6 separate regions of the Mus musculus genome follow, and all the other regions are linked to region 4. Evidence: chromatin loops called from intact Hi-C (ENCODE). Cell type or tissue: left cerebral cortex. All regions are shown on one strand.

Region 1 (5,000 bases), 170 kb before region 4:
ATAGAGAGAGGAGTCTGTAGGTTTTCAGCACTGAGACAGTAGATGCCTGAAGAGACAGAGATGTTGGCCATCCTGATCTGACCTGACTGTCACACCAAATGCAGATGTCAATTATCCCACTTTGCCTAATAAGTATGTGCCAATATTAATAATAATAATTTTTAAAAACTCATCTTCTCTAGCCCCTAAAGTAATTTTAACTATAAATGGACTTCTAAAATTCAATCTGTATCTATAAAAAAAATTTTAAAAAAAGATTATACAACAAGGAACACCATTACGGCTATTTTCCCCAGTAAAACTTGGAACTTGAAGAGAGGAACAAAATGCCATTGTTTATGAAGATGAAGGGAGGCAGGCCTCAGAGTCATCTCGGGGCTGACACTAGCCATTCCAAATTAGGCTTGAAATAGAGTTTCATGCTGGAGGAACTTAAAATGTTTGCTTACCGTATTATCTACAGCAAGCACATAAAGATCCCGTAAAATGTGGAAAGAAAGGGTCCCTTTGTAATACCCAATCATGTCCCAGCCTCTTCCAACACTGCAAAAAGAGCTTAAGATTCAGCTCCCTCAAGTCTCAGCAAGAAAGTCAAATAGGAAGCAACTAGAACATGCGAGGTTGAAATAGTAGGGAATTTCTAAATTCAAGGAACAATTACCAAGTACAAAAACTAAAGGGAACATAAAATGTGCCTAAAATAAGTTATCATCAAAAACTCCTATTATCAAAAGCAATCACGATGGCCAGGGGTGGTGACTCTAATCCTAGCACTTAGGAAGCTGAAGCAGGAGGATGGATGCTAGTTTTAGGGTAGCCTGGGCTATGTAGTGAGTTTATTCTGAATGATGAATTAAAATTCTGTGTCTACAGTGTTGATCTAGGGAGCTGTAGATATGGTTCAGTGGTGAAGAGCACTGGCTGCTCTTGCAGAGACACAGGTTTGGTTCATGGCAGCTCACAACCAGCTGTAACTTGGGTTTGAGGAGATTAGATGCTCTGTTCTGGCTTCTGTGGATGCTGGGCACACATTTAGTGTACATACATGCATGCAGGCAAAGCATACTTCTGTACAAAATAGAACTGAAAGTATATCTTTTTAAATTTTAGCATGTATTATATTATGCTAAAGTTTAGCAAAATATTTTAAATGGATAAGTTGTGGCTGTTTTGAGGGTCAGCATGGAACCCTTGTCTCAGTGAGGCTTTCACGGTTTTGTTTTGTTTTGTTTTGTTTACATTTTAAACAATAGGATCATGGATCTTCAAGGGAACCACAGCACATGCAAAAATGTTTGCTCACACCTGAAACAAAACCTGGGTAAGAGGATCTCCGTGTGTTTTCACAGAAAATAGAGGGAATCCGATGGCCAACACAAATTAAAGCTTGGGATGCACCCTCTACACCTTCTTTGAAGAAGTTATTCAGCTAGTGTTTGGCACACATCAACACTAGAGACAGGATTCTGAGATAAACAACAGCACAACACACCCCACCCAAGGAACGGAAAATCCCAGGCAGAATACAACCCAGGTCCCTGGCACAAGCCCTTGAGGCCCCATTAGCACCTGGCTGATGCCTCTGTCCCAAGCTAAATAGCAACAGAAAAATCTCTGTTCTGGACGTGATCCTGAGCCAGCTGTGTCCTGCTGTCATCTAGTTCCCTGAGATGTCACTTCCCAAGCAAGACTGAACATAACTGAGACATAAAAGCCATGAGATTTGGCCCATAGCAACCAGGGCATGTGCTTAGTGGGAAGCGATTTGGGATGCTGGGTCATGGTCAATTCGGGGGACCATGATCTATAGGGACCATAGTCAATGGGGGAACCATGGCACTTAGCCAAAATTCCACAAGTTCAATCCCTTGAGCCTAGCCAGAGAGGCATCCGCAGGACCATATCCGGAATGTGATAGTGCTGGGAAAGTTGTGGGCAGGCTGCAATCTGTGTCACCAGGTCACGGAAAAGCTCCTGTGTCGGGGCCCCTCTGGGAGCTCCCTGCATGCCTTCTGCTTGACACTGTACTGATGCAGGGAGAGGGGACAGGACCCACACAGTGAGACAAGGGAAGGGCCTCTTGAGTCAGGGTAGCTCTTCAGTTCTGTTTTCCACCATGAATTGAATGTAGCAGGGGAGAAGTTTCCACTGAACTGCTGTTAAGTGTCAGTCCTACCACTGCCAGCTCACACCTCACACATTGCTACAACGTTAACTCTGGGGCTCAGAGCAGCAAAAGGTAGAGAGGAGACATAGTAAATAGTCATGATGACGGAACAGCTACAAAAAAATTGCAGAAATTTTTTTAGGCTATAAAAACCCAATTTTCCTCCTCATCGTTTGAAAAAAAATGCAAAACACTTTCTGAAGAGCTAACACTCGCTCAACACAAGAATAACCAAGTGCGGTAAATAACCTCTTCTCACAGACGACTCGAGACTTTCCCATGAAGCCTATCCAACAGCAAATGTGACTTCACTGATGGAGGGGAAGCAGCAGCAGAATGGAGCGCTGGCAAGTCACTGGCAGGAAAAGAAAACGATTTCCAAGTCCTCCTCCGCGGAGGAGATGCAGACATCTCACACTAGTTGGAGGGCAGTTCTCTGTGGTATCTTTCAGAGTTTCTGTTCTAAGTCACTCTCTGGAGCATGCATGGTTTTATATTAGAAAGTAAGACCTATGCTGGCCTCCTGTCTCTAGACTCACCGGGAGTCTTGGGCACTTTCCTAACTGGCCAGGACATCTCACATCTGCGGAGTGTCTCTGCCTCAGCCTTGGCTTCTTTCTTCCCATTCCCTCTTGGCCCTCTGACCTAGGTAGCTTCAGGAAAGTGCTATCCACTCCTTGGACACACAAGAGGACCCCAGCCAGATGTCTGCTCCCTGGAGAAGAATTGTAGACCCAGGAGATTTCAGGAACCTGTGGTCTCTCATGGGCAGCTGGTCCTCTGCAGCTCTTAGTCTGGCCACCAGGGGGAGAGCTTGGTCTACATGTGCTGGGCAGATCCTCTGGGCTGTTACTGTAGCAAGAGTGTATCAAACAGGTGTGATGGCAAGCCCTGAAATCCCTGTACTCAAAAGGCAGAGGCAGGGGGATGAGGAGTCCAAGGTCAGCCTGGGCTACATGGGATCCCAGCTCACCTCTGTGTATATGCACGCTGTATGTGTGTGTGCCCATTCAAGTAGGCACAACAGAGAGAAATAAGCTTAACAGAGGTCTAAGAGATAGAATTGTCTAGAAAAAAAAGCTTTAATTGGAATGGAAAATTTATGAAATTAAGTATGAAATGGATAGCCTAAATATTGGGGCTATGAGGTGACCAAGACCTTTGACTGTAGAAACAATATGAACTGCGAATTCTTCTGGTTATATTAGTGAATATTGGTTTTGCTGAATGAAGACAGCCACTTCTCCCAGTCCCTACTCTTTCCTCCCCTTCTGCCTGCTGGTCCCTTTCACTTGCATCGTGGGCATGTTCCAGTTTGAATTGCATATGGCCCAGAAAGAAATTAAATCCTGCAAACAGGCACAAAGAGGACAAGAGTGAGCTGTTGAGTCCACTGTGGGGGCTCACCACACTGCCAGCAAATCAGACTCAAAGGTTTGCCTTTGGCTCCCTTCCCTGGGCTATAGAAAACCTATGCCTTAAGGTAATCTCATCCACTCTCCTGGCACTTGCCAACTGTAAAGTGTGTGGTGGTGGTGGTGGTGGTGGTGGTGGTGGTGGTGGTGGTGGTGGTGGTGGGGATCCAACCAATCTTCAGTAGCTTCCAGAGAGGTGGTGACATGAACCACAATGCTAACAGCTTATCAACATGAGCACTTCTGAAGCTTAGAGCTATTAGTATGACCTCTACCTGCTCCTCCCCTACAGACTTAAACATACAAGCCAGGCACAGAGGTTCACAGCCAGCACCCAAGGCAAGAGAAATGCTACAAGTACAAGGCCAGCCAGAGTTACACAATGAGCTGCGGGCCAACCTAGGATATGAAGTGTTGGCAAAAAAATGAATTAATAATTGACCAAATAAACGAATATTCTTTTAAAACAGGAAAGCAATAGACCTACAAGGTGCTCAATGACAGGTTGGGAACTTTCCTAGCTGTGGCCCTGAGGCATAACAGCAAGTCAGGGCTGAATCAGGTAACTGGGGCCAACAGAAGTTAGGGGACTTATATGCACAGAACTAAACAAGACCCAGGGTTAACAATAAACCAGGGTTAAGCACCACCAAATAAGTAGCAGTTGTATTCTACTTGCTTTGCTTGTCCTGATTTGTAGCCGCCATCCCAAGCTCTTCACCTAGCGGCACACGGCTCCCTGCTGGGCCTTCTGTGTGGGCAGGTAATAGCATCAGGTGCTACAGCAAGTTCACCCCACACAGGAAGTCACTCTGGGGACACCAAGCCACACAGCAAGGAAGCACCCACGGTGTAGACAGTGAAGTGGTGCTGCAAGGTACTGGCCTGCCACCGTTCGGACACTCAGGTTAGTGTCCCTTTAGCCCTCAGTCCAGGGGTCACTTAAGTATCCCTTCTCTGTGACTTGACCTGTTGGTGTCTTTTGTTACTAATTCCACTAGGATCCTTTTTTTTTTTTTTTAAATGAAGGCTGTCCTTGAAGGATGAGGTAGAGTTGAGAGGTATGCAGGACGTGCTCCTGACCTGGGCAACACGTGATGATGGTCTCGAGGGCTGCAAAGATCAGCCATGATGTCACACCGTGCTGGCAATGTGACTGCCCTGCCTCTTTTTCCAAGTTCCAAGAAAAGATCAAAATTCTATGCTCTGGCTTGATGGGGAGTTTGGGGAGGGGCTGAGAGTTCAGAACATAGATAATGGATAATAAGATTTCACAGGGGTTGGCTCTTTTTTGAGCTCAGAAAGAAAAAAAAATCGTTTGCCCATAAAGATAAGTTTTCTTATTGTCTTCATTATCTCTGAATCAACAGTTTAAAGACCTATTCTCTCCACTAATGGGAAGTTTGAGAAGTACCCTC
Region 2 (5,000 bases), 280 kb after region 4:
CAACAGGTGCCTGGGGAGGACACCAGAACCGATCAGCACTGTGACCGTGCGGTGTCCAGGAATAGGTCTAGAAACTTAAAACAACAGAGGACCTCGGCCGGTGCCAGAGGCCCTGCGTGGGACTGGAGCATGCAGATGCTGGCTGGTTCCATCTGATGGAAAAGGGTCCCCGTGTGAGCTCTGCTCCATGCCCCCATTCCTGCAGAGGAGAGAGCAGCTCCTGGGTTTCTGCTGGGCTACTTTCTTCTCTGCGGACAGCAGGGACCACAGAGCTTTGCTGCACCTGACAAACACAGCTAGATGGGAATAGCTAGACAGGAATAGCATAAAAGCAAATGGAACTCATCGTGTTACCTACCTTCTCAGTGATAGGACACTTGCCATTGTCACACAGATCACGCGTTTTCCTAATATTCATCCCCCACTCTCTTGTATAACTCAACATTTTAAAGAATTAGCCTAATGGAAAATCAGTTTGGGAAATATGAAAAGATTGTAATAACTATTGGGGGCCCTGGGATGTAGCTCAGTTGGTAGAGTCCATACCTAGCCCTGAGTTCTATTCTCAATCGTTGCATAAATTGGTCACAGGGCCTGTGTCTGACGTCAAAGCACTTGGGAGTTGGGGGCAGAAGGATCAGGAGTTGTCTTCAGCTGCGTAAGAACTTTGAAGTCAGTCTGGGCTACATGAGATCTCAAAAAATCTAAAAAACCCAGGTGTGGCAGTATGCTTGTCTTTAATCCCAGCACCTAGAGGCAGAAGCAGGAAGGTCTCAGTGAGTTGAGGCCAGCCTGGTCTAGATAGTTCCAGGCCAGCTATGTCACACAGTGAGACCCTGCCGCCTCCTCCTCCTCTAAATCTATAAAAGAGAAATACATCAAGCCATTGCAAGGATAAATGTAAAGGTGGATGCTGAGGGACAAGATACCTTAACTGAAGGGAAAATCGAGTTGCATGAAATTATATTTGGGGTCAGAGTCTCGGGACAATGACAACATTCTGATAGGCATAGGAGTTCATAGAGCCGTAAGGAAAACCCGCCAGCCAGCAGGAGAGCAAGGCGAGAACACCAGGAACCGGAAAGCCGGATCGGGTAAGCCACGGGGGCGGGGGGTGGGGGGGGGGAAGAGGGGGCACTCTCAGGTCATCGCCTCAACACTATTAACACATGGTCTCTCCTCTCTCCTTCACGTGGCACTGATCTTGACAGTTACATATCCCCACCAGGGAATGTGGACACCACTGTGAGCTTTTGGGAGAACAGTTTGGAAGGATTTAAAAAGCCATGGAAAGGAAATCAGCACATAGGATGGGTGCCTGCCCATAGGCCCGTGTCTCCTGCAGTGCTGGGCTCAATAGCATGTTTTATTCTCGGTTAGAGCTTCTCTGGTTTGGCTGCAGTCTTACAATGAACCCCTACTTGCCCCCTCAATATTTTGATTTACATGGGTATCCAATCTTTTGACACTGAGACACAACAATATTGTTGTCTACAAAGTTCATGCCCCAAACTGAACAATTGAGTTATCAAAAAGGAAACTGCAACAAAAATCTCATGTTGTTTTAACTAAATTTATAATTTTTTTGGTTGGATGACAGTGATGACTGTTCCTGGATGCATAAAGCCCATGGACTGTGGGTTAGAGACTCGCACAACATTAGAGACCAACATTTTGAAGGCTGCAAGTTTTCATGAGATGAATGTGTGTGTGTGTGTGTATGTGTGTGTGTGTGTGTGTGTGTTTAAAAGGGTCTCACTGTGTAGCTGTAACTGGCTGTTCTGGAATTCACTATATAGACCAGACCAGCCTCAAACTCAGAGATCCACCTGCCTTTGCCTCCCATATGCTGAGATTTAAAATATATTTTTTAAATCCTTCTTGGTCAGGATTTTCTATAACTTGCTTCTAAAGAAACCCTGAGTAACAGGAAAAACAAAAACCGAACAACTTTTGTTCAGAATTTGTAATTCTGCTGATGTCAGCTCAAAAGGAGTCTGAAAGGAGCGCAGGCTCAGTCCAGGCCCAGCACCCCTCCTGCGGCTTCTCCATCCTGTGTCTTCAGAGTTAAAGGCTCTTTGTCTTTTATGCACAAAACCACATACTCATTGTCAAACTTCATTAGCAAGAAGCAGAATTACAGAAGCCAAAAAGCAAGGTTAGTGCGTTTAAGGCCTTTCCTGGAAGCACGGACCAGGTGAATGGGTTAGGTTTTTGTTCCTGCTTTGGCAGATGCTGGGAGCCTATGGGTTTGAAGGACAAAATGACCCCTCTAACATGATCAGCTGTGCTAAGGTCTGGGAGTCTGTTACAGTGTGGGCAAAAAATGCCCAGGAATTGGGGCCAGAACCACACACATACCTCAGACGGCAGGTCTGGCTGCAGCCCTGATTCACCTGGCAACTTGAAGAACTCTGCAGGACACATGGAATCAAATCTAACCAGGCTCTCCTGCAGTTGCCTTACTATACGCTCAGCTGTGTCAGCTCTGCCCGGGCTAGAGCCTGTATTCCCCGCATCCTCTTGTGGCACTGAGATACCGAGAGCATTGCAGAGGGGACAGCTGCCTGCTAGAGCCCACTAAAACCTACCACGGAAGCAGCGGAGCCTGGAGAGAAGCTGGGCTGCTTTTCTCCACATGCCCCAGGATGGGGAGAAGGACAGGCTTACAGTAGGATGCGCGTGTGCGTCCTGGTGTGCTTCTTGTGTGTGTGGCCCCGTGGATTGGGGCTGCTTGGGTGTGAAGAGGGTGAAGGGACACTTGGAGGTGGGAGTGTGCAGAGATGGACAGAGAAGTCCGACTTGGGTGTCTTTCACTAGGCATAGGACTCCTGCTGTCTCCGAAGCACAGACAGACCCGGAGAGCCGGTGTGCTGCTGGCGCCCTCTGCTGTCAGACCTTCCATTCTACACCCCTAGTTCCAGAGATAGGAAATTCACTCAAGTCGAGAAAACTCTGGGGTTTGGAGGGAGTTAAATATTAGCGAGAAAGAGGATTTCTACATCAATGAACAGTAGAACTGGGGGAGCCATGTGTATACACAGTTCATTATCATCCCCCAACCTGCCGAGATTATATTTCTGGTACTACCGTTAAGGAACTGTGGCCCTGAGGCAGAGACAAGCCTCACTTTTAGAGATGCCTAGCATTCTAGTCTGGGCTTCATCCAGCCCTGAACACTTGGTATCTCATTGGTTACACATTGGCCAAGGTCAGTCTGCCTCTGTCCTGTCCTAAAGCGGCCTTTCCACAGAGCTGTTCCTTGAGGGCAGAGGAGCAGGCAGCACACGCGCACTCGCGCACTCGCGCATACACACACACACACACACACACACATACCTCTAGTTTCCCCAAGTTATGTTTCAGAGGCAAAGGCAGGATCACGTCTGTCTATCCTTCATGCGGTTGTTCCCAAGGAAGATGAGGAGGGTGAAGATGAAGCCACGCCTTGTTTGGAGAAGGCTGATTAACCACAGCCTGGGTGAGACAAGAGGAACAGTGTCTTATGTTCCTTGCCTTGTTGCTGTGACAAGATACTTGACAAGAAGCAATTTAGAGAAGGATGGTTTATTCTAGCTCACAGCTCTTAAGATCTAGTCCTTCGAGGCAGCTGGTTCTGTTGTGTGCGGGTTCAGAGGCAGAGAGCAAAGAGTGGGAGTGCTAAACTCACTCTCTGAGGTTTGATTCAGTCAAAGCCCCTCGAGCCAATGGTGTGGTACCATCCACATTTAGGGTCTTCCTGCATCCACCCAGTCTAGAAACTGTCCTAGGCAAGCCCAAAGGTTTGTCCTCTTAGGTGATTTTAGCTGTAGCTCGGCAAGTGCAACCATCACAAATGGCTTGGTCCTTGTGTTAAAGTCCACTTGGAGTGAAGGAGGAAGAGAGCAGGAAGCGCCATGCAGGGACTGGAGCCAAGTGGGTGTGACAAAGCCACAGACCAGATCGAGATGTCCCCACCTGTCTAGGTCCTGTGTGTGTGTCAGAAGCTCCCCGGACCCATGTGGCATGGCACCTGGCAGATCTGGACATACCGTTTCCAGAACATGGGATCTGACGTGTTGGGCACCCACACTGCAGGGATTTGAGCAAGGCAGGTGCAGGAAGGACTCTGACTGTCCCTGCAGCAGGTGACAAGGCTCTCATGGGAGAGCTGCCTTTCCTAAAGGCAGAGGAAGGAATGCCGTGTCTCCCAGGATCCTTAGCTCAGCCCTGGTTTTAACTGGTCACACATGCCCACAGCAGCCCACAGCATGGGGGCTCTGGTTCTTAAGATGGCCTCCACACCACCTAACACTTAACAGTAAATGGGACCCACAGTAAGTGGAGGCGCATCCACGCATGTCTGTGTTCTTTGTTCCAGGGGCCCCGGCGGGAGTCTTACCTGGGGAGAAGGTTGGCTTTCTCCCTGGCAGCACCCTGTGTGATTTCCAGGAATGAGTCTCCCACCACATTCGTGGCAGCTCCAGGCTGTGTCCTCTGATAATGACATCACAGACAACCCGGGCCCTCTTTGTGGTGTGGCAGAATGTATTCTTTTAATTCAAAACAATGTATATGCATATGGGGTTTTGCCTGCCTGCATGGCTGTGTGTGGCTGTGCACGGCTGGTGTCCTTGAAGTCCAGAGGAGGGCATCAGATCCCCTGGAACTGGAACTGTATACCTTTGTGACCTATCACATAGGTGCTGGGAATCGAACCCAGGTCCTCTGTTAGAGCAAAAACAAAGCTCTTAACCACTGAGCCATCTCTCCAGCCCCAATTATTTTTCTGAAAGTTATATTTACCTTTAAGAAAGACTTTATTCTTTGTGAATGTCATGTTCTGTGTTTTGATCATTTTTACTCCCACTAACTCTCCCAAACTCATCACGGGTCTACCCTGCTCTCCTACACCCCCCAGGTGGGATTTCTGTGTATTTACACACATGTCTTCCTCAAATGTGTGTTGTTGGCAAAGGAGAAGTGGCCCAAAGCCCTAACCAGGAAGCTCTTTGCAATTG
Region 3 (5,000 bases), 77 kb after region 4:
TCCATATACAGAGACGTAAACTTCACCACATATACTTCACCTATTTTGTTGATTGTGTTAGTTTCCCTTTTCTTCTCTGTCGCCAAGGTCTTCAGGAGGTTTCCCTTTGTCATGTCTGATTTTTATCAACTTGGAAGGAACCCACAGATTTTCTTTTCCTGTGGAGACATAGGCATAACCTCTCCTCAAGCATAACACGTTTCCCATTTTCCACTGCTGTAATAGATCTCTTTGCCATAAGCTAATGGCTGTATCAGCCACACATGGCCTCAATTTTCCTACCTGACCTTCTGGTCCTATACACTTAAGCCATCTGGTACTTTGCTTTTTTGGGTTAAGGTCCCAAGTCTTTGAAATTGGATGTCTATTTCTTTTTTTTTTTTTTTTTTTTTTTTTTTTTGGTTTTTCGAGACAGGGTTTCTCTATAGCCCTGGCTGTCCTGGAACTCACTTTGTAGACCAGGCTGGCTTCGAACTCAGAAATCCACCTGCCTCTGCCTCCTGAGTGCTGGGATTAAAGGCATGCGCCACCACACCCGGCTCAGATGTCTATTTCTTGAAGTGGACAACTTACAGGCCAAGATTTTGGAGAGATACTGGTGACATCTGCTCCAGTGTCAACCATTCCTTCAATCTCAATATTGTTTACTAGCATTATTAGTTTTGGCCTTTGATACTCTATAGTTTGCCAAAATATTCATTTTTGGCTCCCTTTGAGGCTTTTTGAATTGTCTATAGAACTTGTCTCAGCCTTGTCTAGTCTCAGAACTTTCTGTTCTCCTGTGAGGGGCTGCAAACATACAATGAGTCAGCACTCAGGTGATTTCCTATAAACCTTCTACCCACCTTAATTTATAAATGAAGGCTAGAGCCAGTGATTGGGCGGAGAAAGAGGGGAAGGTGGAGCTGAAGGTTTTGGGAGAGAAAGAGGGGGCGGAGACGATGGAGGAGGAGGAAGAAGAAGAAGAAGGAAAGTGGAGCAGAAGCGCCTGGTCTGGAGAAACTGCAAATTCTAAGGGGTCTCTTCTATGGGGAAGATGGTAGTGTAGTGGTAGATCTGCCCAGTCTAGGCACATAGCATGTATTCATACTAATTGAGTTGTGTTTTCATTGCCCAGGCTTTTGTGGATTGGAGATTTATCGCAACAAGGACACATATGGAGGAGAGCAAACAGAGCAAGACTCAGCTGGCAAGTAACATGGGACCTAAGGCTGAGATGTAGGTTAGACAAGCTCAGAATCTGCCCCACAGAGCACTGAGAGCCTATTGATAAAAAACCAGTTTTCTGTGTCTTTTATTCAGGAGCATCTCTAAGGGCTAGAACAGGCAGAAACACCCTATAAAATTACTGTAACAGTAACACATTTTATCAATAGTGTCACAACAACCCTATAAAATTACTGCAATAGTAACACGGTGTAACAATAGTGTCACAACGTCAAAGGGTCGAATATTCTTTAACGTTAGGTCTAAAGGAAATTCCAGTTCTCCAAACTCCAAAAGGGCAGTTCAAACATCCAGATAAGTTCAACCTGGACTGCAGAATTCCTGGGTGTTAGATAAAAGCTAGCATTCCTCAGGAATTTGTAAAGCTGCTTCCCCTAGGCTTCTGGGCAGAAAGGACAGATACATAAATAGCTACCTGTGGTGTTTCTGAGCATTTCAAAGCTCATGCTGCCCTCCAGGCTCCCTCAGTATCACAAGTTATCTGCTACACGTTTCAAAGTCCATGCTAACCTTCTCACCTCACCGCCTCCCATGCCCACCCCACCCGTTTATTCTCCTTACTGTTCTTGCTGTGTGTTCTCTCTGCTTCTCTCTATATATCCTTCATCTCCTGCTGTTCTCCCCTCTCTGATAGCCCTGGCCATGTCCAGTCTAGTTCTTTCTCTCTCTGCTCTGAACTCTCACAGATGCCTCTGTCTGGTCTCTGTCTCTGTCTCTGTCTCAATCTACAATAAAAACCCTTTGGTTAGCCATACCACAGAGAGGTCAAGACGCCAGTTTATACACTTAGGCCATCGGTTTGTGTCACTTTGTAGAAAACAACCCAGGCGGCTACTGTCCTCAGCCAGGCTTCATACAGGGTACAAGTGGAAGTATCAAAGACAGGTCAAAAGCAGTATCAAAGGCACAAGAGGCATGGGTATGAAAGAACTAAGTCAGGATGCTTTCCGGTTTGGGGGCGTAAGCTGTTGTAACCATGAGGTTGCCTATCTTACTATTGAGACAACAAAGACCTCGAGGAACCGAGGCCAGAAAATGGTTTGAGAGATGCTAAGCCTTAGACCTAGCTGTGGGACGCACCAGGGCCAAAGACATCATCTAGTTGGGCAGCACAGCTATGGACAGGCTGCCAAGGAAGCTGACCTCCAAGGGAATCGTGAACCATCAAGTTCACGAACAAAACGCTATAGAATAAAAAAGAAATAGGTCCCTAAACCGCCAAGGTTCTTCAGTGAGCCGGCTACCACAACGCTTAACCTGGGGCCAGGCCGGATTGGGTGCCTCGCTGGTCAAGCGGAGTAAGCGGAGGGTAATTGATGGACGCTGACCCTGGGGGTGGGATGAACCCGGAGTACGCTTCCGGCGGTGCAGGAAGCTGGGGCCGCCGGGCGGAGCCCAGAAGACCAATGGCGGTGGCCCGGCGTCCGCGCGGGGACACCTGGGAACCCGGAAGTGCGCTGGACCGCCATGGGAGTCCGCTGTGTGGCAATCCGCGCCTGCGGGGGAGGTAAGATCGATCCGGGCGTCCCGCGGATGGCCGTTCACGCCTGTGGGGCTGCGGCGGCCGTGGTGGCGCTGCTTTCCGCCGCGATCGCGCTCCAGTGGTCGCCGCTGTACGCAGGTACCGGCCGGGGTCGCTTCTGCCTGGCGCTTGCGCGTTCAGCGCCGGGAAGCCGGTGGGACCGGCCTGCGTGAGGACTAGGCTCCCCCCGCTCCCCCGAGTTATTGGGGGCCTATGCAGGAGATGCGGGCCGTTTCCTGAGCTGGATCGCGTCCACACACTGGCTCGACTTGCCACACCTATAGAAAGGCTTTTGAATAACCCTTTATTTAGAGACTGTTTTTCTCTTGGTAATTGCCTTTCTTTGTGCGCACTGAGGTTTCATTACTAGATTGACTTGCTAAATGTCTGGCAAAGACCTGGTAGAGTTCTGGGCTTTAGACCTTTCAACTGGCTGTGCTGGGCTGGAGAGATGGCTCAGCGGTTAAGAGCACTGAGGTCCTGAGTTCAATTTTCAGCAACCACAGGGTGGCCCACAACCATCAGTAATGGGGTCCGATGCACTCTTCTGGTGTGTGTCTGAGGACAGACAGCTACAGTGTACTTGTATAAATAAAAATAAATAAATCTAAAAAGAAAAGAAAACGGTGCTTAGAGTGAATCTCACTTAATATAAGGACTGCTGTCGCATGCTCCGGCTTAGACTTCACATTAACTTAAAGCCCTTGGGGCACAGAAGCCATGGTTGTCTTCCTCAGCCATGGTTTCTTTACGCCAACAAAATGCAGACAGGCTCGACCTGCTTTTCCAGACTCTGGATAGTCTTGGCGACAAAGTCAATAGTATTTACATTTTAAGTTCTCTCTTAATACTTCAGGGGATAAATCCACCAGGAGTGGCAGTAAGCCAACTAAAACGTGATCCAGTGTAAAGTGTCGGAAAATCTAGTCGATTCTCCTCCAGCCTTTTACTAACCGAGCTCTCTGTCTTGGTACAAAGTGCCTGACTCGTCAGGGTATCCCAACGGCATCCTATTGTGGAACAGATTCATCGTCAAGGACAGAGAGCAACATACTGTTGAGTGACAGCAAAGCAGGAAAATGCTTGTTAGTCTCAGGTGTTATCTTAGCATTCTCTCCCTGTGGGGTGCAGACTTTTGGTTTGCTGTCTGTTGCTATGTTAATCACCCTGACCAAAAGCAACCTGTGGGGAAAAGGTTTATTTCAACTTGTATTTCCAGGTCGCAGCCATCTTTAAGGGAAGTCAGGCAGGAACTGAAGCAGAGACCATGGTGTAGCTCTGTTTCTTCTGTCACCCAATGCCACCTGCTCAGGAGTGGCACTGCTTCCTGTCAGGTCCCACATCAATCAAAATCCAAGACAGCCCCCCACGGACATACCACAGGCTAACTGATCTGTGTTGTCCTCAGCTGAGACTCCCTCTTCCCAGGTGGCTCTTGGTTGTGTCAAGTTAACATAAATACTAACCATAACTAGGGGTGTGTTAACTTAGTGATATTAATTGGGAAGTTTGCCTGTTACAAGAATGTTAGGCCACGGACAAGTTAAAATAAGTAAATATTAAATATTAAACTCCCTAAAATACCCCTTGTCTTAGAACATTCCATCCTTCCACAACTGAAGTGTTCTTGAAGTGTAGGAGTGGTCTGTGGTAGATGCACCTGTTTCAAAGAACTGGGGTGGAGTCAGGTGAGGGCGGCAGTGCTGGTTGGTGGTTTGGACTTTATTTGGCATAACTTCATGACAGGTTTTTTGTTTTTTCTTTTAATTCCTCCCAAATGATTTTAGAGACCATGTGAGAGATTTTTGCTCTTTTGGTTAGTCAGGTGAATCATTGGTTAAAGAACAAGTTATTTGGCCCTCAGCTAGCAGCATTTTGGTAACATGGTGTAGTGGAACACATTGAATTCACATCTTGGTTAGCACTGAGTCAGAAAGTACAGCCAGGAGATAAAGATTGGAGACAGGTCCGAAGGACGCAGCTGCAGTTATTCCCAGAGCAGTCCCCTCCCTGCATACAAGTGGGGAGATTCCACTTGGGGGAGGGGGTTTTCCTGTTCCTAGATCTAATGTGTTTTAGGGGCTGGCACATCCTAGTTTAAGCTGTACTTTTCTAAGCATGCTCAGTTTTAGGGTATCCAAGAAGGAAGGATGCGACACGTTTCTGGGCTCCTTAGTGAAAAGTGAGGGGGTCCAAGCTCAGAGGCTGAAGATGATAGAAGCAAACCCTTCTTGCTGTGCTCATTTTGGGG
Region 4 (5,000 bases):
GACAGTTTAGGCTAGAGCCCAACCCAAACCTAAGCATCTCCTGGAGGGGTTCCACGGGCACATAGGCAGTGCCTGTGCGGAAAGGCTTTCCTCGGCTCCATAGTACCTGTCCACTATTCCTATCTCTGGATACTTTGTAGGACTTCTCAGTGGCCCCCTCTCCCTCTCCCTCTCCCTCTCCCTCTCCTTCTCCCTCTCCTTCTCCCTCTCTAACTGCTTCTCTCTCTCCCTCCCTCCCCCACCTCTCTCTCTTTGTCTCTCTCTGCCTGTCTCTGTCTCTCTGTCTCTCTCCTCTCCTCTCTTCCCCTCTCCTCTCCTCTCCTCCCCTCCCCTCCCCTTCCCTTCCCTCCCCTCTCCTTTCCTCTCCTCTCCTCCCCTCCTTTCTCCTCTCCTCTCTTCCCCTCTTCTCTCCTCTCCTCTCCAGTGGGAACGCAGCCCTGTGAAAACATCACCATTCCTCCTCTGTACTCTGAGCTACAGCCATGAAACTTCTCACTAGAATCAGCAGCACTGGGTCTCAAGAATGCCCAGAGCGGAGCTGCAGATCTCCACGCTGTCACTCTCCTCTTTGACCCACACATTCCCTGGTACCACTATTCCTCCATAGCGTCTGTACTTGAGCCAGGAGTCTCTGGGCACCTCACTCTCCACACTGGACTCACAGTGTGTGGTGCAGTCTCTCTCCTTAAAACACTTCAGGACTCCCGTTGCCCTTAGGAATAAAAGCCCAAGAGGGTCTTCTCCCCTCCTCCATGACAACACTCCTCCGTGTACCCTTTACACACTCCCTGGTCATGGCTCCATACTGTTAAGGGGCCATTTGGTCCCTCCGTTCCATTTCTGGAGAGCCCTTCAGCTCCCCGCCTGGCCAGCTCCCTCTGTCAGCCACAGTCCATGCCACTTCCTCAGAAGACCCCCCTGGACACCACCCATTCTAAATCAGCTGCTCCCAGCTTCCCTCTCACGGTGCTAGCTAGAATCTGAAACTTCACATTTGTTTGCTGAGCGTGTTAGCTGTGTCCCTGCATCTCAGCTGTCAGCTCGAGGCAGGCCAGCTTCCCAGTGCCAACACAGCTCCTGGCCTGCTGCCTGGCGTGGCTCAGGAGCTGGCTTGTGGTGGATGAATGAGTGAGTGAGAGACTGTGTTAGATGTGAGGCCAGATCAGATTACACAGAACAATGCCCGCTGGTCTCTTCTACAAATCTCTGCTTCCCTAGGCGCTCCCAAACCATCCCATGCCTTTGAAGTCACTGCCTCCTTATCCTTTCCTGTGTAGCCACAAGCACCTACCTTGTCCTGGGGTATTCGATGGAGCTATGACCACTACTAGATTTAGCAGCAATAAGGCTTGGTGGCTCATACCTGTCATCCTGACACCTGGGAGGCTGAGACCAGAGAGTCACCATAAGTTTGGGGCCAGCCTGGGCTACAGAGTAAGACAATGAGAAGCAAAGGAGTCCAGAGGTACTCAGCTACCCTGCAGCACAGCCAATCTCGCCTGGATACGCAGCCTTGGATCCACCACCAGATGGCAGTCTTCCCAAAGGCCTCTAAGAATTGTGAGGTCTTAGTGGAGTCTCATCTGGTCAATTGATATACATATGTGCAATTATTGGGGCACTGTAGTGACTAATAACTCTGACCTTTAGTGAAAAAAAAAGTGAACCTAGAAGAGGAATATTGGGGCCAAGGTCATTTAGTGAGGTCAACCATGCCCAGTACCAATTAGGAGAATTCCAGTTAGTTTCCAGGACCCCCATGTTTGCAGGTTTACATGTGTGTTCATGTGTGCAGGAGAAAGGAGAAATGGGGAGGTCTGAGAAGAGATGGGCATGCACTCCAGAAAGGGGACAGAGGGAGAGCTGAGTTTATCTTAATCCCACACCAACCCCCCCACCCCCCCACACACACACCTTGGGGGACATTCTCTGAGGCTGAGCAGAGATGCGCGGCCATCAGCAACATGGCTGAAAAGTCAAATTCTTCGTTTGGACTGAACGTTCCTCAAAAGCAAAGACATTGGTCTCGATACATTGGTAGAAAAGCTAAATTTGCAGGCTCTGGTCTCTGTTCCATCCTGAGGGACCATGGCCACATGGCTGTCCAAGCTTCTGTCTTGGAGGTGCTGGTGTGGGTCTGGAGATGCAAGGAGCTGGGGTAGACTTGGCTGAGAGGCTGCACTGGACCTGACTGATCTGGCCGACTCTCACAAATGCTTTTGTCCTGTGTGTTTTTCCGTAGGCTTCCTGTTTGGCCTGAAAGGATCAGAAGGGAGAGTGGGCTACCCGGGACCTTCAGGTTTCCCAGGAACACGAGGGCAGAAAGGATGGAAAGGTGAGGACTGCAGGGTGGGAAGGTCAGGATGGTGACCCCAACCTAGCCCCCATGTCACCTCCTCTTGCAAGTTGACCCCGCCCCCACCCTTCATTCACTTCTCTGAGGGTAAAGGATGGGCAGTCTGATCTGAAATCTGAAATGCTACAGAATCTGAAACTCTCTGAGAACCAATATGCCAATATGGCACAGCAAGTGGGGAATCCCACAGCTGGCATCACTCGCTGGGCCGCAGCCAAAGTGGCCACACCAAAACTTGTGGGTAAAGTTAACTTCGGGCTGTGTACAAGTCCTATGAAACACCTTATGTCTGGATGAGGACTACCCGTGACCTCAGCACGTATATGCAGCATAAAAGGCACTCTAAAGCCAGGCGTGGCAGCGCACGCCTTTAATCACAGCACTCAGTGTCTTCTCCCACCAGCCCCTCCACCTGTCCTCTACCCCTGCTAGTCCAAGCCCAGCTTAACGCATGCAACCCTGTCCTAATCACGACAGGTGAAGCTGGAGACTGCCAATGTGGCCAGGTCATCGGGGGTCTTCCGGGACTGCCAGGACCCAAAGGTTTTCCCGGTGTCAATGGGGAGCTCGGAAAGAAAGGCGACCAAGGAGACCCAGGCCTGCACGGTATCCCTGGGTTCCCAGGATTCAAGGTGAGAGAAGAGCGCCCCCTGCTGGCTAGGGTTACCTTGCAGCTGCCAGGTGCCGGTGCCTGAGGCGAGCCAAACATCGTTCACACACACTATCGGCTTTTTTTTTTTCCTAAGATGTGCTTTTGAAAACTTTAACCTGTTGGACTGAGATAGCGCAAGCCACTATGTAAGTTAGACATAAAGTTATCACTGGACCCAGAGGTTCCATTCCAGGCTGCAGAAAGGGACTGCAGCCCTGGGCCTTCTCAAGTATATGCACTGTGTGTGGAATGGCATTATACATAAGAGCCATTTTGTTTTATAGAAACATCCAAAATGCCCACTGTCTGATAGGTAGGAGAGAGAAAAAGTGCATGCCCACACTAAGGTATGCCGTCCTTCACAGGTGGAGCACTGGGCACACTGCTGTGTAGAGACACAGGTGCGCGTGCACATATGCACAGCCTCACCATGTCTCCCAAGCCAGCCTTCAACCCCTGGCAATGCTCCCATTTCTGCCTCCCTTACTCTGGGATGGCAGTGTGTGGCACCACAGCTGAATGTCCCTATCACTTAAGAATGACACTGTTTCATCTTAGTGCCTGTGATACTATGTTACGTCTTAGTGCAGGAGACCGTGCCAGTGTGATCGCAGATCGCAGATCTGCGGCTAGCCTAGGCTACATGAGCAAGACCCTGTCAAACACACATATACACACACAGCAAAAGGAAAATGAATGAATGTTTTAAAGACAGTGCCTCCCCTCTAAGTCTGAGTGTTGTTAACGTGTTCAGAAAAGATCCTGAACTGGAAGCCATATGCTCCATCCTGGAGAATCAAGTCAGCTGTTCGTCTGACTCATTCCTAGAAGCAAATGGATTTCACTCGGTGCCTCTGAAACCTATAAATAGCCCACGTGTGCCTACTGCCCTCCTGTGTGCACACAGCAGAGGGCTTTTCTCCAACCGCCTCTGGTTGTGTTTGTTGTCCTGAACTTAATTATATGTCTGTGTGTACAACAACCCTGTGTAAAAGGATCCCCTAGGATGTGTGTGTGTGTGTGTGTGTGTGTGTGTGCTGGGGGAGTAAGAGTGTGGGTCTGTGGACCTGTGTGATTGTGACCAGGAGGCTGATGGGATAGATGGATACAGATAAATGGGTTGTTGATTGGCCAAATGATGTGTAGGAATGCCTGGAATAGTGTTCTGTGATCGTGGCTGGTTATCTGATCAGCTAGTTGGATGGATGGATGGATGGTTGAGAGAGGGAGAAACTAATACATAGTTGGTTATCTAGATAGATTATACACTTGACTAGTTTGTTGGAGAAGATAGGTTGGTTGGCTGTTTATAATGATGGATGGATGGATGGACAGATGGATGGATAACGATTGACTGATTGGCTGGTTAGTTGTAGTATTTGTGCTGTATAGCCTGGAAGGGTGGTTGAGGCACAAGAGCTGGTCCATAAACACCCACTGAGCACCACTGTGTGTCTGTATGTGAGCAGCTGTTCTAAACCCAGAAGCGTTTCCCTTCTCAATAAGCCAAGTTCCCCTGGAATTCTCTAGCACAAGGCAGTCCACGAGCACATGTAACATTCCATTCAATTAAACCAACACTCAACAGTCCCCAACTCTTGCAAAGAGATAGTTAATCAAGATACACCACAAGTAACGCCTAGCACACAAAAGTCCAATCCCAGATCATTTCTACCCTATGGAGCTGCAGGGACCTCAGAGCCCTGAAGGAAACTGCTGTCTGAGGCATGTCTTCCCTCCACGTTGTCAGCCTCGCTTTGCAAAGAGAAGCTATTGTTCTCGATTGGTCACATCTAGATAGGAAGTGGCCGTGTCTTCTTTTACAGGTTTATTTATTTTTATTTTATGTGGTATGGGTGTTTTGCCTGTGTTTCGATGTGGAGAGAGAGAGAGAGAGAGAGAGAGAGAGAGAGAGAGAGAGAGAGAGAGAGTACAGTACCCACAAAGGCCAGAAGAGGGCATCAGATAAGCACCAAACATCTTAAGCATCTT
Region 5 (5,000 bases), 200 kb after region 4:
AAGAGGGCATCAGATCCCATTATATATGGCTGTGAGGCACCCCTATGTAATCTCAAAATCAAAGGACTGGCAGCCTAGCCTTGTCTGGGTCAAGGGCAGGAGCTGGAGACTCACAGTGACAGCCAGCTCACCCAAGTCCACTCTACACCCACTCACTCAGCTGCGGACAGAAGCCACTCAGTACAAAGCACTGGGTACAGGCAGCCAGGCTGAGCTTGGGGAGATGATCAATCAAGCCCAGTGATGGGTCTCAAGCAAGGGACATTAAAAAGATGACAGGATCATCTCACAGCTTTTCAAAAAGAGCAGAGATGCATTTAAGGAGGAAACTCCTTATTTCTGTCTGTGCAGATCTCAGGGCAGGGTAGCTGTCTCCACAGCCTTTCTGTGCACAGCGTGCTATTTCACACTAGGAATTGGCAAGAATCTCTAGGGAGTGCCAACACGTTTCCTGAGTCAGACAGTACTGGAAAACACCAGAAGGCCCACGTGGCCTTCTGACATCCAGGACGACCTGCCTGCTGGCATGAGAAGAGCGAAGAGCTTCTTTCTCCTGCCTGACCAGGAAGGGAACAATGCTGTCTCCATAAAGGAGAGGCTCTGGCTTTTACCACTTTTCCTCTGTTAGGCAAAACAGCCTCTGCTGATTTCAGAAACCATTGCTTTAAATGAACATTTGCTCTGAGCAAACTGTTCATGGGTGAGCACCCAGTGCATTAATGATTTGGCCAAAGTTATCACCACCTATGACAGAGCAAGTTCTGGGCTTGACAATATTACCTGTGGGTTAGGAAACACACAGGTGACCTTTTATTTCCAGTGAAGAAATGAACACCATAACAAAACACTTTTATATAAAAATTAGCCATGGTATTTTTGTTATCACCCAAAGATTGGGGAAAAGGCATGTGCCAAATAAATACAGCATTTTAGAAATCCTAAGTCTAAGAAAACTCAGCTCCTTTGACTTTGAAACATTAAAGTAAGGGTTATGTTGTAGTCTTCTGGACACTGTAACACATAAACTCTGCAGAAAATGATCAGTATTTTACAGTCTTCAAGGGAATGCTAGACACCAAAGCAACCAAGAGCGTGGGGCAGTTATCCCAAACTTGTCTTGAGTAGGTCACAAGCCACAGCCACCACCCTCACAGTTAGTTCCCAGCATTTCCGTGAGCTAGCTGTTCACCTGCTGCACTCCCTTCAGAGTATGAGCAACAGCATGTGCAGAGCCACCCAAAGGCCACATCAGGAAACCGTAACTGTAGACCTCATGAGAAACAAGCAAGGCACATCATGTAACAGCTTCAAATCTAACAGGGAGATTGCGCTAGTCCTCATAGCAACAGAATTTACCAAAAACACTTAATTCTTGCATCTGTACAAGTGCCAAAAATTATAATAGAACCCTTTTTTTTTTCTTCAAGACACTGGACAAGAAAGTGCAAAGTTTGAGAACTCAGAAATAGTAAGCATACTGATTCTTGCAACGACAAGGGGTTTGCATTGCTGAAACAGTATATATCTCTATTTCTTTAGGTCCAACAGAACTACTCTCCTGTTGCTTGGTGTCCTCCACCACTGGGGTGTTGTTGCAGCTAACAGGAAACTGTCCAGTCCCACCTGATACAGCAGCACACTCTCTGTCCACGTGCATTCTGTCGGCATCATCTTCAGCCTCTCCATTTGCTAGAGGCATGGCGTGATCCAGGCTGGGAACTGCACAGAAAACGAGGTTTTAGATTCCGTGTCCATAAAGAAAGCAAAGACAGTGCTTTGCATCGCTTTTATCTACACTACAAGCTTTACAACTCTCAAGTAATTTAAAGAAGCAAAGATCACTAGTAAACCTTTATATTATTGTGAAATTACTTTCTACAATAAAAAATATGCAATTTCAGCTCAAAGTCACACATTCCAGATTTTTGCTCATTTTCTTGATGCCAAGAGTCTTAATTCTCAGATGGTTCTTTTGGGGAACACAGAGAGTTGTATAACCTGCAGATAATTCTAAGTTTTCCTGCACCACCCCCTCCACAAGTGAGTTTAATGAAATTTACTGAAGACAATTCTTAATATGAAGCATTCAAAGCAATCATGACATTTAAAATTCATCTACTAATTTCACTAAAAAATTTATGCAAAGGGTTATGTTCAAGTACAGTTTATCCACAGGCTCCCACTCCCAGCAATGTCCAGATTGAGCTCCCTGAAGAAATACAGGAACCTGAAGGCAAACACACAGGCACAGGCCAGAGGACCCGGGAGAAAGGAGCTGGGCCACATTCTCTCCCCTTCCTTAGACTGCCACCCTGTGCCCAAGAGTGGAAGTGCAAAGATATCACCACCACCACCATCATCATCACTCTCCCCTCATCTGTGCCAAACCTGACAACCCTCAGTGAGGACCAGCCCCTCTCTAACAAATGGACTCTTAATTCTAGTAAGAATGGTTTAAAAAAAAAAAAAAAAGTTCCAAAAATTGCTACTACCCATTGCTTCACTGGCACATACTTCAGTCTGCTTTTCACTCAGGAAGAGTGAAATCACTGTCCAGGTGTGGTTCATGCAACCAAGAAACAGAAGCAGGCAGGTCTGAGTTTGAGGCAAGCCACAGCAAGTTCCAGGTTAGCCATGGCTACAGAGTAGCCTGTATGTATCAATCAAAAGAAAAGAGACTAAAATGTCATGTGCAGGAAATTTTATGAACTACATTATCACGAGGTTTTAGATTCCGTGTCTAAATAAAATAAGCTAGACCCTGAAAAACAAAATACTGCTTCTTACATGTAAAATTTAGATTTACACACACACACTTGGGGGAAAAGTCTAGAGGGAAGGGGAAAACAGCAAGGGCCATTACACACAAACATATTACACGTATGAAAATGCCACATTGGAGCCTATTATTTTCTATGCTAACTACTTCAAAAGATCTTTTTTTTTGAGACAGGGTTGGAGCTCAACTCAATTTGGGTGGCCTTGAACTCAAAAAGATCTACCTGCCTCTGCCTCCCAAGTGCTGGGATTAAAGGTGTGTGCCACCAATGCCCAGAAGAATCTTTTATTTACTGTTGGCTACAGACACCTTGGGCACTTGTTTTGAGCCTGGGGTGCCTCCCTTCTGCGTGTTCACAAACAGCACATTTACACACTCATAAGCTCATACTTGTTAACATTCCTTTAATAAGTACCTACAATTATTTCTGGGTCAGAGACTACAAATAAAGCAACTCAGCATTCAAAGTTTTCATAACGGGAGAATTTCACAGCTTTAGGCCGTCCTCATTTCAGAGGCACAAGAGTCTTTCCCAATTATTGATTATCCAGCTGAAGGGGTAACAGATGCTCCCCAGGGTGATGTTTCCCCAGGACCCGAGGACAGCGAGGACAGCGAGGCCACGGTTCAATGCTCATGCCCAGCCTATTGTCTCTAATCAAACCCCAAGCACTCTTGAAACACACCTGCTAGAGGCTAGACCCATACTCAGCATCTCAACAGGCCTTGTACAAAGTGACAATTATAGGTTCTTGTTTTTGTGCAAGTTCACATCTCTGAAAATTAGATTAAATACCTCTTTAGCTACTGACTAGAAATGCAGATGTGGGGTGTTATCTATATTCTCAGCACTCAGAAGGTCGAGACAGAAGGATCATGAGTCTGAGGGCAGCTGGATCACATAGTGAAACTCTGTCCCCAAAATAAAAACAGCCAACAAATGTGAAGGGCATTTTCTCTGCCTGCAGCCACAAAGCCCCAGGAGAACAGGGACAAGATTTTCATTCTCCATGCCCCAAACCTAGGGCAGTTTCCTTATCATGGAATGAAGCTCACATCAGCCAAGAAAAACAAAACATAGGAAGGTAACTCTTCCTCCAGTATTAAAACCATCAATGATTGTTGATCTCAAACAGGTCTGGGGGGTGCAGTAAGACATGGATGGAACTATACCAGCACAGGGCAGAGGAGCCTATCACCATAGGAAGGCACTGATCCAGCAGGCTGAGCAGGAGTGAAATTCTTCCATAGTCTACAGCTTAGCATCTCATTTTCTGAGTTGCTAGGAAAACAGATCTTGGCTGACATCTTCATACAGGCTCTCTCTTCCTCCTGCCTATGAACAGCTGTTCAGCATGCTGCACACAGTCACCATAGCTATCATCTACTTTTCAAACCGCAAAATTGATCTCTCCCAATCCTAACGACACCATGTTTGGATTTGACATGTGTACCACCCCACTCTCCTGTCACTGGTGTTTGTACTTGTAGTCTGTCATTGCTGAAGAAGCAATCTAAGCTACATCTGAGAAAGCAGCCTATGGATGTCTCAGTGACCCACGTTTATTCTGCTTGGGTTTGGAAGGGAAGCGAGCACTACCTCACCCACTCTAGGGGAACCTGACATCTTTCCCTCTTAAAGTACATGCATTTACATGCACATAACATACCTAAACATACACAGACACAAAATATGTAGACAAAAATTGAAGCTACTGTTTTCACTTGACTAAAACAAACTTTATAAGCATATAGAAAAGTTGGGTATATATAAACAGATCAAAATTAGGCATGTTCTATTCTGGCTTGGAATTCTGGAATTATATACCATGACCTCTGAAGTGGAAACTTTGGTTCTTTGGAAAGCCAGTCGTGTCAGATGGCATTCTGCTAGGGCAGACACGGGAAGGATTATTTCTGCATTTCCCTTTCTGACAAGCGGGACATATTACAGTGTGACACAGGGCAGTACTTCAAAGTCCCCACACAGGACTCTCCAGGTACTTACTTGGTACAAGATGCCTCTCAAAGTTGCTTTAGCCATGAAAAAGGGTAGGCCCCTTTCCTTTTCGCACCACCCACAGATCTCACCTCTGGTTCTAGCTTTCTTCACTCCCAAAGATTCTGAGTCTTCCAGGCATCTCTTTCGGTTTGTTCCCAGGCTAACGTGAGTGGGCAGTATGCTCTCATGACCTCCACTCAAGGTGCCATTATGACAGAA
Region 6 (5,000 bases), 65 kb after region 4:
TGTTCCACACTGCACAGACCACACCCAAAGGCCGAGAGACCCCTGGACCAACCACACCTCTGAGGCTTAGCTTCCTCCTTCGTTTCCCCAGGCATTCTGTTGCACTGATGAGAAGCTGGCAGTGTCCAGCTTTAGCATTGCACACCCATTCTCATTATGAGTCCCTAATACAGTATTGCTAACTAAAGTCCGGCTTTTGGGACGGCTCACTGTCATGTTTTACATTCATGGGTCTGGACAACCGTAACGAGAGGCCTCGTGTGTCCCCTAACATCTCATCACTGACAAAATCCAGACAGAGCCAACTAAAGGAAGGACGGAGCCATGTTGGATTGTGGTTTCAGTCCGTGATCGCAAGACTCTTGCTTATAAGCCCATGGCGAGACAGAAACACCATGGAGGACAGCAGCTGAGAGGCGTAGCAGGAGGGAGCCACAGCTGCCTTCAAACACACCCCAGCGACCTACAGGTCCCACCACCCAAAAGTTCCATTGCTTCCTCACAAGGCTCACAGGCTACAGTTTTGTCTTAGCAGTCACCTGGGAACCTCTCCATCCAGTCTCACTGCACTTCTCTGCCTGGGGGACAAGCCACGGTCAGCATTAAGCCACGGTCAGCATTTCTGAGGGAAAATGGACCAGATTCTTGCATCTCATCTTGTGATTTAGTGTTCATTCTCAGGGCTTAGAGACACAGACACTTTTAGGTTATACAAGAGAAACGAACGTGGTTTTTTTTTAAAGATTTATTTATTATTATCAATAAGTACACTGTAGCTGTCTTCTGACACACTTGAAGAGGGCCAGATCTCATTATGGGTGGTTATGAGCCACCATGTGGTTGCTGGGATTTGAACTCAGGACCTTCGGAAGGGCAGTCAGTGCTCTTAACCACTGAGCCATCAAACATGGTTTTATCTCCCAGTTTTAAACTGTGACCTGGGCAGCCTAGGGAACAAAGACAGTCTCTCATAGGACCAGGAAGAACCTAGGGCACTTCTCTGTCCACTGGAACCCTGGGCTCCCAAAACTCTGGTTGAGGCTTCCTCCTTGATGTTGGGAATTCTCTGTGGTGTAGCCCTGAAGTATCTGTGTCTGAAATGCAGATGGCACTTGCCAGGCTGTAGGTCCTCATGCATGCTAAAGGAGTGCTCTGCCATGGGCCTATACCCCAGTCTAACCCCCTTGTCTTAGTTAGGGTTTTACTGCTGTGAGCAATCACCATTACCAAGGCAAGACTTGTAAGGACACCATTTAATTGGGGCTGGCTTACAGGTTCAGAGGTTTAGTCCATTATCGTCAAGGCAGGAACATGGCAGCATCCAGGCAGTCATGGCGCAAGAGGAGCTGAGAGTTCTATATTTTCATCTGGAGGCTGCTAGCAGAATACTGACTTCCAGGCAGCTAGGATGGGGGGTCTTAAAGCCCTTGCCCACAGTGACACACCTATTCCAGCAAGGCTACACCTCCAAATAGTGCCACTCCCTGGGCCAAGCATATCCAAACCATGACACCCCTATTTTGTGCATTAGAGAACAGAGCCAGGAAGCCTCTATCAAGGTTCTAGCACATACATGACATTCTGGGAGGGTGTCCCAGTGTGTGTGGCTGACTATTTCCAGCCTCAAGTGAACCAGTTATCAACTCTACTGCTATTTAGACCCCTAAAAGAACCAAGTGGTAATGCCCAGGAACAAACCATACTTTGAACTGCTGATGTGAGTATTAGCATGAGCCTCGAATAATTTAGGAGCTACATATAACCAAGAGTTTAATTCTCAGAAATCACCAATCACTACACCAAGTCCCGAGTTTAACAACTGAATGGCCAGTGTATTCATTACAGCTGGTGTGTGTGTGTGTGTGTGTGTGTGTGTGTGTGAGTGAGTGCCACAGCAAGCATGTGGAAGTTAGAGGACAACTTCCAATAGTCATCGCTCTCTTCCTGGGGACTAAACTCAGGTCATCAAACATGATGACAGATACCTTTACCCACTGAGCCATCTATCTCACAACCCTAATTTTTATTTTTGATTACTGAAGTGTAGTTAAGAGGAACAGTATACACTTTTAAAGTGTGTAATTAGATACATCTGACACATGTCCAGCCATGGCACCACCGCTTGAATGAGGACATCAATTGTCCCATGGGGCTTCTTAAACTCCTGGGTCACATCTTATATTGGCTTTCTCCATCCTCCCTAGTCTCCACCAACCATGAGCCTCTGCCATTACAGACTAATTTAATTTCCCAAATTTTTATAAACATGCTCATAGTTTAGCTCATAATCTGGCTCCTCCAACAGAAGTGGCACTGGTGTGGCTTTTTATCATTTCAGTGTGGACCCCACGTCTTGACCACGTCCTGTCGGACACTCAGGCTCTTTGGTATCCTGGCTCTGGCCATGCTTGTCCTGCTATGAGCCAATGTGGACCCCAGGTCTTGATCCACTTCCTATCGGTTGTGCTCCCTGGCTCTGGCCACAAGTGTCCCACTGTTGGCCATCGTGGCAGTTCTGACTTATCCTGTCTACATTTGGTCTTTTTTTATTCCACTCACCCTGCTGTCAAGTCAGGGTTTCCTCCTCTGGTTTTGATTTACATTGTCCCAGTGATTCAAGATGCTAAGCACCTTTTTACAGGTTTGCTCTTTGTGTACCTCTGATGAAACGACTCTTCAAGTCTTTCCACAGATAGTAGTATTTGTAAAGATCCCACAGCCCCAGACACAGATGTTATTAATGTGCAGCGATGTGTGAAAGTCACCAACACACTAGCCCAAATGAGTCTAATCAAAAATAGTGACTTCCATGTATGCCTCTTGCGCCCCCTACTGGTGGTAGCCAGAGCCTTCTGCAGCCCCAGACAGAAAGGGCTGATGGGGGTTTTGGGGGGATGTCTTCTCTCACAGCAAGAGTCCTGCCACGGGATATGAGTGTGGAGATGACGTGAGCTTCTGCCCTCCCTTCTTGCAAGCCCCCCTCCAACTGAACAGCCCCTCCTGGAGATGTTTTTTGGAACTGTGTGCAGGGCCACCTGAGCAGAGGGCAGCCCAGGCTCAATTCATGGACATTGCCCTGGTCCCTGGTGACTAGCCTGCTACCCACGACTCAGCGTTTACCCCGAGTGATATCCCAGTCCTGTAGGGTTTTTTTCTTTCTTTCTTTAAGTCTTTAAAAACACACATTAAAAGGGACTTCTTCTTTTCCTGGTGTACTAGTGGCTTTTGTCATGACAAAACATGATGACCAAGACAACTTCTAACAGAAAACATTTACCCTGGAGCTTGTTGTAGCCGGGCTGTTCTCACCCAGGAAACAGCCAGGATGAGCTTCTTGTGAGTTTGAAGTCTTTATAATTTTTGTTGAGTCACACAGGCTGGCCAGGGGTACACACTCCTGTGACTACAAGTCTGAAGAGGTGGCCCAAGCCAAGTGACCCAGGGGTTTATCATGATAACATTCCCCTTGACATAGCTACAATGGCTGTTAGCAAGCATGACAGAACATGAACTCTCACTAAGAATAGGGCACTCCTGTGCCACCATGGTGTTTCTATTTGATTGGATCCTTGGGGGTAGAAATATGGAACAATGACAGGTGAGTTATGGTTCCTGAAACGCCCTGTGCATACCGGAGGGTCAGGCTGACCTTAGTTTTAGCCCAGGGTTGGGTCAGGACTTAGCAAATATGTTTTCTCACTTAGGGCTCTGAGCGTTGCAGAGGGTTAGGGTTATGGGGAGCACAGCAGCAGGCAGGATGGGGAGCATAGCAGCAGGCAGGATGGGGAGCACAGCAGCAGGCAGGATGGGGAGCACAGCAGCAAGGCAGGAGCACAGCAGCAGGCTTGGCGCCAGAGCAGTAGTTGAGACCATGCATCCTGAAGCGTGGGCAGGAAGCAGAGAGAGCTAATGGGGAGGTCTGAGTCTCTGAAACACCCCCTCAAACAAGGCCACACCCCTAACTCTTCCCAACAATACTAAACTGGGAACCAAGTATTCAAACATGAACCTTTAGCGGTCATTCTCTTTCAAACCACTACCCCACCTATGACTCATCACACAGAGCTACCAGTTGTTGGCCGAGTGTCAGATACCCAAGACTGTGAGGGAATTCAACCCACCACACCTGGTAAGAAGGCATTTATCAAAAATAAAACCTTAACCCAATCACAAAAGAACTCACATGATATGTATTCACTGATAAGTGGATATTAGCCCAGATACTTAGAATAGTCAAGATATAAGATACAATTTGTGAAACACATGAAACTCAAGAAGAGCGAAGACCAAAGTGTGGACACTTTGCCCCTTCTTAGAATTGGGAACAAAACACGCATGGAAGGAGTTACAGAGACAAAGTTTGGAGCTGAAACGAAAGGATGGACCATCTAGAGACTGCCATATCCGAGGATCCATTCCATAATCAGCCTCCAAATGCTGACGCCATTGCATACACTAGCAAGATTTTGCTGAAAGGACCCTGATATAGCTGTCTCTTGTGAGACTATGCTGGGGCCTAGCAAACACAGAAGTGAATGTTCACAGTCAGCTATTGGATGGATCACAGGGCTCCCAGTGGAGGAGCTAGAGAAAGTACCCAAAGAGCTGGGGGGGATCTGCAACCCTATGGGTGGAACAACAATATGTACTAACCATTACCCCCCAGAGCTCGTGTCTCTAGGTGCATATGTATCAGAAGATGGCCAAGTTGGCCATCAGTGGAAAGAGAGGCCCATTGGTCGTGCAAACTTTATATATGCCTCAGTACAGAGGAATGCCAGGACCAAGAAGTGGGAGTGGGTGGGTAGGGGAGTGGGTGGGGGAGGGTATGGGGGACTTGAAATGTAATGAAGAAAATACCTAATTAAAAAATAAATAAATAAACCCTCATGTTTCCTGTTTAGTTTTAAACTTTTATTTTATCTTGTAGTTTTGAGATAGGGTCTCCTAAGTGTTAGGTTACAGGCACCTGCTTCCATGACCTGCTCATTCTAATTTTA

Evidence for each region. A loop is a pair of places that touch in the nucleus more often than their neighbours do. Peaks named below come from ENCODE experiments on the same cell type or tissue, not always from the same donor. Only the 100,000 strongest peaks of a DNase experiment are listed, where the experiment ranks them.
Region 1: it touches region 4 in a loop (7-fold over the local background); 13 of 42 quality-filtered maps call a loop at or near these places.
Region 2: a loop joins it to region 4, with 3 times the contacts of the local background. A loop is called at or near these places in 13 of 42 quality-filtered maps.
Region 3: a loop joins it to region 4, with 4 times the contacts of the local background. A loop is called at or near these places in 22 of 42 quality-filtered maps.
Region 5: a loop joins it to region 4, with 2.3 times the contacts of the local background. A loop is called at or near these places in 7 of 42 quality-filtered maps.
Region 6: it touches region 4 in a loop (7-fold over the local background); 22 of 42 quality-filtered maps call a loop at or near these places.

Annotation. Positions count from the first base shown.
Region 1 is chr8:11,250,716-11,255,715 of GRCm38, forward strand. The region is part of intron 2 of Col4a1 (collagen, type IV, alpha 1); the gene reads right to left. Among named protein-coding and RNA genes, the nearest start is that of Gm32709, 8.0 kb to the right of the region's middle. In left cerebral cortex, a CTCF peak has its summit at 2,974 (motif pointing right); DNase peaks (open chromatin) are centred at 2,186, 2,529 and 2,975.
Region 2 is chr8:11,697,652-11,702,651 of GRCm38, forward strand. No RefSeq gene overlaps it. Among named protein-coding and RNA genes, the nearest start is that of 1700128E19Rik, 16 kb to the right of the region's middle. In left cerebral cortex, a CTCF peak has its summit at 2,890 (motif pointing left); a DNase peak (open chromatin) is centred at 2,875.
Region 3 is chr8:11,494,893-11,499,892 of GRCm38, forward strand. It overlaps Naxd (NAD(P)HX dehydratase), which reads left to right and starts at 2,614. Exons shown (of 10, transcript NM_001190357.1): 1 at 2,614-2,734. The coding sequence starts at 2,695. In left cerebral cortex, a CTCF peak has its summit at 2,632; a DNase peak (open chromatin) is centred at 2,639; H3K4me3 peaks cover 1,580 bases; H3K27ac peaks cover 1,012 bases.
Region 4 is chr8:11,418,335-11,423,334 of GRCm38, forward strand. It overlaps Col4a2 (collagen, type IV, alpha 2), which reads left to right. Exons shown (of 48, transcript NM_009932.4): 21 at 2,243-2,335; 22 at 2,834-2,988. Among named protein-coding and RNA genes, the nearest start is that of E230013L22Rik, 57 kb to the right of the region's middle. In left cerebral cortex, CTCF peaks have their summits at 1,533 (motif pointing right), 3,006 (motif pointing left) and 4,975 (motif pointing right); DNase peaks (open chromatin) are centred at 1,077, 1,482, 2,972 and 3,817; H3K27ac peaks cover 1,442 bases.
Region 5 is chr8:11,614,192-11,619,191 of GRCm38, forward strand. It overlaps Ankrd10 (ankyrin repeat domain 10), which reads right to left. Exons shown (of 6, transcript NM_133971.3): 4 at 4,871-5,000; 5 at 1,624-1,719. Among named protein-coding and RNA genes, the nearest start is that of Mir7238, 19 kb to the right of the region's middle. In left cerebral cortex, CTCF peaks have their summits at 2,311 (motif pointing left) and 2,327 (motif pointing left); DNase peaks (open chromatin) are centred at 401, 2,275 and 4,123.
Region 6 is chr8:11,483,418-11,488,417 of GRCm38, forward strand. No RefSeq gene overlaps it. Among named protein-coding and RNA genes, the nearest start is that of Rab20, 7.3 kb to the left of the region's middle. In left cerebral cortex, a CTCF peak has its summit at 2,845 (motif pointing left); a DNase peak (open chromatin) is centred at 2,823.